Linked DNA regions of Mus musculus: region 1 is linked to region 2. A link is a loop called in an ENCODE intact Hi-C map of the cell type or tissue named here. Cell type or tissue: heart. All regions are shown on one strand. Region 1 overlaps Ntn1 (netrin 1). Region 2 overlaps Ntn1 (netrin 1).

The links. A loop is a pair of places that touch in the nucleus more often than their neighbours do. Peaks named below come from ENCODE experiments on the same cell type or tissue, not always from the same donor. Only the 100,000 strongest peaks of a DNase experiment are listed, where the experiment ranks them.
Region 1: it touches region 2 in a loop (2.0-fold over the local background); 2 of 42 quality-filtered maps call a loop at or near these places.

What each region holds. Positions count from the first base shown.
Region 1 is chr11:68,384,178-68,386,677 of GRCm38, reverse strand. Ntn1 (netrin 1) reads left to right here. Exons shown (of 7, transcript NM_008744.2): 1 at 1-68; 2 at 494-1,575. The coding sequence starts at 558. Among named protein-coding and RNA genes, the nearest start is that of Ntn1, 1.4 kb to the left of the region's middle. In heart, no CTCF peak of the experiment used is centred here; DNase peaks (open chromatin) are centred at 277, 1,377, 1,647 and 1,897; H3K4me3 peaks cover 2,500 bases; H3K27ac peaks cover 2,038 bases; H3K27me3 peaks cover 1,991 bases.
Region 2 is chr11:68,279,350-68,281,849 of GRCm38, reverse strand. The region is part of intron 2 of Ntn1 (netrin 1); the gene reads left to right. Among named protein-coding and RNA genes, the nearest start is that of Mir6406, 60 kb to the right of the region's middle. In heart, no CTCF peak of the experiment used is centred here; a DNase peak (open chromatin) is centred at 1,469.

The sequences.
Region 1 (2,500 bases), 100 kb before region 2:
AGTCCGGCGCGCGGGCTCCCCGGCTTGGGCCAGGCAAACTTTTCTTTCTCTTTTGCCATCACTTAGAGGTAAAGTCTCCTACGCGGAATCCCCAGCGGGGACGCGATTGGGGAGGGGGCATTTATAAAGGAAGGACCCCAGGTGGCAAGAGAAAAGGACGCTGAGCCCGTGCGTGGTTGGGGGATCTGGAGCCCTGCTGCGCCTGAGGCTTAAGGGAGCAAGGAGAATGGGCATAGCTGCGGATGGGCAGATGGGCGCGGGCTTGCTCTTCGGTTGGCCGGGAGGCTGGGGAAGCCGGGAGGAAGGGGCGCGGGCGGTTCAGGTTTGGAAGCCCCTGCGCTCGGGGTCCCCCGGACTTTGGGGGAGGGAAGTGGGCAGTCTCGGGGTTGGTACCCCGGGGAGCGGGGCACTTGCCCGCCACTCCACCGAGGGCTGTTGGGCGCGGGGCGGGCTGGCTGCTGGCTGGCTGAGCGCGGCTCCCCTCTCTCCGCAGGCGCCTGGTGCGGCGGGCGAACCGACTCCTTGGCGCGGCGGGGCCGGGGCAAGCTGGCCACAGCATGATGCGCGCTGTGTGGGAGGCGCTGGCGGCGCTGGCGGCGGTGGCGTGCCTGGTGGGCGCGGTGCGCGGCGGGCCCGGGCTTAGCATGTTCGCCGGCCAGGCGGCGCAGCCTGATCCTTGCTCGGATGAGAATGGACACCCGCGCCGCTGCATCCCGGACTTTGTCAACGCGGCCTTCGGCAAGGACGTGCGCGTGTCCAGCACCTGCGGCCGGCCCCCGGCGCGCTACTGCGTGGTGAGCGAGCGTGGTGAAGAGCGGCTGCGCTCCTGTCACCTCTGCAACTCTTCGGATCCCAAGAAAGCGCACCCGCCCGCCTTCCTCACCGACCTCAATAACCCGCACAACCTGACGTGCTGGCAGTCCGAGAACTACCTGCAGTTCCCGCACAACGTGACGCTCACTCTGTCGCTCGGCAAGAAGTTTGAGGTGACCTATGTGAGCCTGCAATTCTGCTCGCCGCGGCCAGAGTCCATGGCCATCTACAAGTCCATGGACTACGGGCGCACGTGGGTGCCCTTCCAGTTCTATTCCACGCAGTGCCGCAAAATGTACAACCGGCCGCACCGCGCGCCTATCACCAAACAGAACGAGCAGGAGGCCGTGTGCACCGACTCGCACACCGACATGCGCCCGCTCTCTGGCGGGCTGATCGCTTTCAGCACGCTGGACGGGCGGCCCTCGGCGCACGACTTCGACAACTCGCCGGTGCTGCAGGACTGGGTCACGGCCACCGACATCCGCGTGGCTTTCAGCCGCCTGCACACGTTCGGCGACGAGAACGAAGACGACTCGGAGCTGGCGCGCGACTCCTATTACTATGCAGTGTCTGACCTGCAGGTTGGCGGCCGCTGCAAGTGCAACGGCCACGCGGCGCGTTGCGTGCGCGACCGAGACGACAGTCTGGTGTGTGACTGTAGGCACAACACGGCCGGCCCTGAATGCGACCGTTGCAAGCCCTTCCACTACGACCGGCCCTGGCAGCGCGCCACGGCCCGCGAGGCCAACGAGTGCGTGGGTGAGTGGGGCGCCGTGGCGCCGCGGGCGGTGGGTGGAGACGCGGTGGGGCGGGGGGAGCTCCTGGACCTTGCAGCGGCGGGTTCTCCCGAGCGACGGAGCCAGGAGTCCGAGCATCGCGGGATAGTGGGTTTCGGAGACCTTACAGTTGCTTCGGGACGTGCGTTCCGAGACGTATGGGACCTGGGAGGGGTGAGATCAGAGCCATCTGCCCGCTCTGCCGACACCCGGTGTTGCATCCTTTCACCCACTTCGAAACCAAGAGGCGGCTGGAGAAGTGGCCCGGGAGGTCAGGGGGTGGAGGGAGTGGTTTGGAGAAAATTTGCCGACAGGTCTTTCTAATCCCAGATCCAAACGGAAACACATTCACTGCCTTCCTCGCAGTTTGCTTAGTGCCTGGGGTTCACCTCCGCCCCATCCCCCTTTCCTAAGGCTGCAGCTGGGCGCGCGGTTGGGGACCGGGGACGTTCCAGAGCCACAACCAGGAATCCCTTGGGAGAAGGCAGAGAGCTCCTTGCAGCTTGGAACCAGTTGGGTACCAAGCAAATGTCACTCGTGCACCCTCCAATTCTCTTTTTATGGTTTGATTTTTTTTCTCTCCTCCCCCCCCCCCGTTTGAACAGCGTGTTCGTGTTATCAAGAGGAGAGTGATGTGATTTCAATTAATTACTATCTACAGGTTACAAAGGAGACCTCAGTGACTATTTTAAACTAATTCAATCCTGGACCAAAAAAGAAGTCTACCAGGTTTTTTGTTCGTTCGTTTGTTTGTTTGTTTTGTTTTTGTTAGCTCCGGGGTTTCGTGAAATTGAGCAGTTTTGAATTAACTAAGGATCCGGCGTCTCGATTTTTAATGGAGTTTCAATTTCTGAAAGAGAAATCTGACAAATCCGGCATTGGTGAATACGCCTGGGTCAAAAAGGAGG
Region 2 (2,500 bases):
ACCAGTCAGTTACTCCTCCCACCCACACCAATCCATTATCCGCGGTTCACTATTCTATACATGCATGTGTGTGTCTTCTTTCTTGAGTGTTAGCTTTCTCTCAATTGTACAACAAAAACTGTAATCAAGGCTTGCTGTGGGCTTCTCCATGTCATCCCCAGTGAAGTAATAAAATTGATTAAGAGCATCTGGCCCACTTGATCAATGTGAATTCTGATGGGTCTGCTCCTCAGGGCTGGCCATTTCCTCTGTTAAAGGAGGAGCCACTTGGGTGGTTGAAAGTATATCCTGTCTCTCCAGAGAAGTTGTGTGTGTGTGTGTGTGTGTGTGCTGACTATAACTCAGCTGCAGGTGCCAAGTGGCTAGGCATGTTCCAGTTGACAGGAGACATGAACGAAATGGCTTAAAGTTGGAAGTTAACACAGAAGACATTTAGGTGGGGGAAGGAAATGGGAGTTGGTTCTTGGTGCCCTTTCTCTTTCCTGTCAGGTTTCTGGTTGAGGAGTGGAGTTGGGAAGTCCTTGCTCCCTACCCACCATTGCTTCTCATGAGCCTGAGATGAAGCTATAGGGGATGTGGCTGGCTCATCCCAACATGCTAGCTAGCAGACACACAGCTTAGAGTCTTTATGAGAGACCAGGGGACCCCCTAGATAGACTACCAAGTCACTCCAGTGGTGTGGGGCTCCTTGATCTGGGCCAAGCTGGTCCCTCAGGAGGGTCTCTGCTTCCCCACCCCCATCTCTCCTGAGTTGACCTCTGTTCTTACAAAGCTGCCCTTTCCTTCCCGCCTTGAAATCTGATAATGAAACTAATACCCAATATTTTTGCCTGGGAGAGAAGCAGGAGATAAACAGGAAGGCCCAGGGATTAGGGTGTCTCTCCGAGGCAGGGCCCACGGCTGGTGGGAGTTGGGTGACACCTCTTTGTGGACCTGAGAGATCCAGATGTGAGCCACTTTGCCCAGTGCATTTTTCCATCTGTGTAGAGAAAATAAAACAAAGAGAAAAGAAAACAAGCTATAAAATACTTTGCAGAAGTCTGAGCGTGGGTAATTATCACTTGATGCTCTTTGACAGCCCCAAGGAGGGGCAGGGGGTGCTTTTTGATGTTGGCCTCAGAGTTTTCTTTTGTATGACCAGTTGTTTGGAAAGAACCTTTTGTTGGCGTGAGGTGTGCATAGAAGGAGATCGGGCCTGAGCGTTCCCAAGGGGTAAGGAAGGCAGCCCTGCATTCCCAGAAGGGCTCAGAGGCCTGTTGGATGCTGGGCAGCTAGAGCCTCCTTTACAGGAGTGTGTCTACCTCTATGAAGGACCTAAAGATGCTGCTCTCTGTGTGCAGAGGAGGGCAGCGAGACCCCAGCGATCCTTGTGGATTCCCAGTACTGGGCAGGTGCCCCGGGTCTTGGGGTTTCTGTTCTTGCAGGAAAGATCTAAGTTCTGGCCTGTAGTTCAGGTCCAGCTGTTCTGTCTGGTGATGCTGGTCATCTTCTCTGGGACAGTCTAACGGCTGCCGGCCAGGACTTTACACACTGACTCCGGTGCTAGGCTGGCTGGCTGTTCACTGAGCCTCTCGGAGTAAGTCCTGTTCCTTGTCTCACTGAGTGAGTCCAGAGTCAGCGTCAGTGTGGCAGCCCTCCATGTAGAGGGTGGGGCAGCCATGCAGCTTCTGTGTCTGGTTGAACTCAGTCACCTGGGGACACCTGCTCAGGGACACTTTCAAGGTTCTTGGGAATCAGGTCTGTTCTCTAGTCTAAACTGGCTTTGAGCTGCTTCTCGACGGCAGGGCAGGCACTGTCTTTAACTCCACCTCTGCTTGTCAGCTGAGTGACTAATGGGCACTTGATTTGGGGACCGATTCCTGGAAGAACATTTAAAGAAGCTTGTAACACCAGAGAGCAAAATCCAGAACTTCACACGTAAAAATAGCATCCCAGTAAGAAACCAGTAAGAGACATTTACAGCTTATATAGTAGAAAAGGCAAACGTTTTAAGCCAACCATGGAGAGAGAAAATTTGGGCCACGGCTTGAACAGGCAAGGCACACAGGGAGATGGAAATGTAGACTCAAGGAGACGTACCTCCTCTTCTGTAGTCATGGACACAAGTCGATGTCAAGTCCCGGCCTTTTCCCCTGACAAGTTGCAAACATTCTTTTCTTAAATGTTGATACCAAATGTGTGTGTTGTTATTCTTTTCAAGGGTGTGGTGAAATGAGAGCTATCACTTCCTGCTAGTAGGAGGCAAAGCCAGTTCAGCCTTCCTTGAGGGCAACTTGGTGTTTTCTGATCCAAAGTTAAAAACACGGAGATCCAGAACTTAACTGAATTCTGCCTTTGAGGGCTGTACTACCTACCCATCATTAGTGGGAGCAGAGTGCTGATGTGCGTGCTCCAAGGTGGTTCAAGGTTTATAACGTGGGCAGTAGGGACCAGCTTTGAAGAGAACCTGCTTGCTCAGTGTGCCTGTCTCAGACTAAAGACCCACAATGTCTAAGAACCA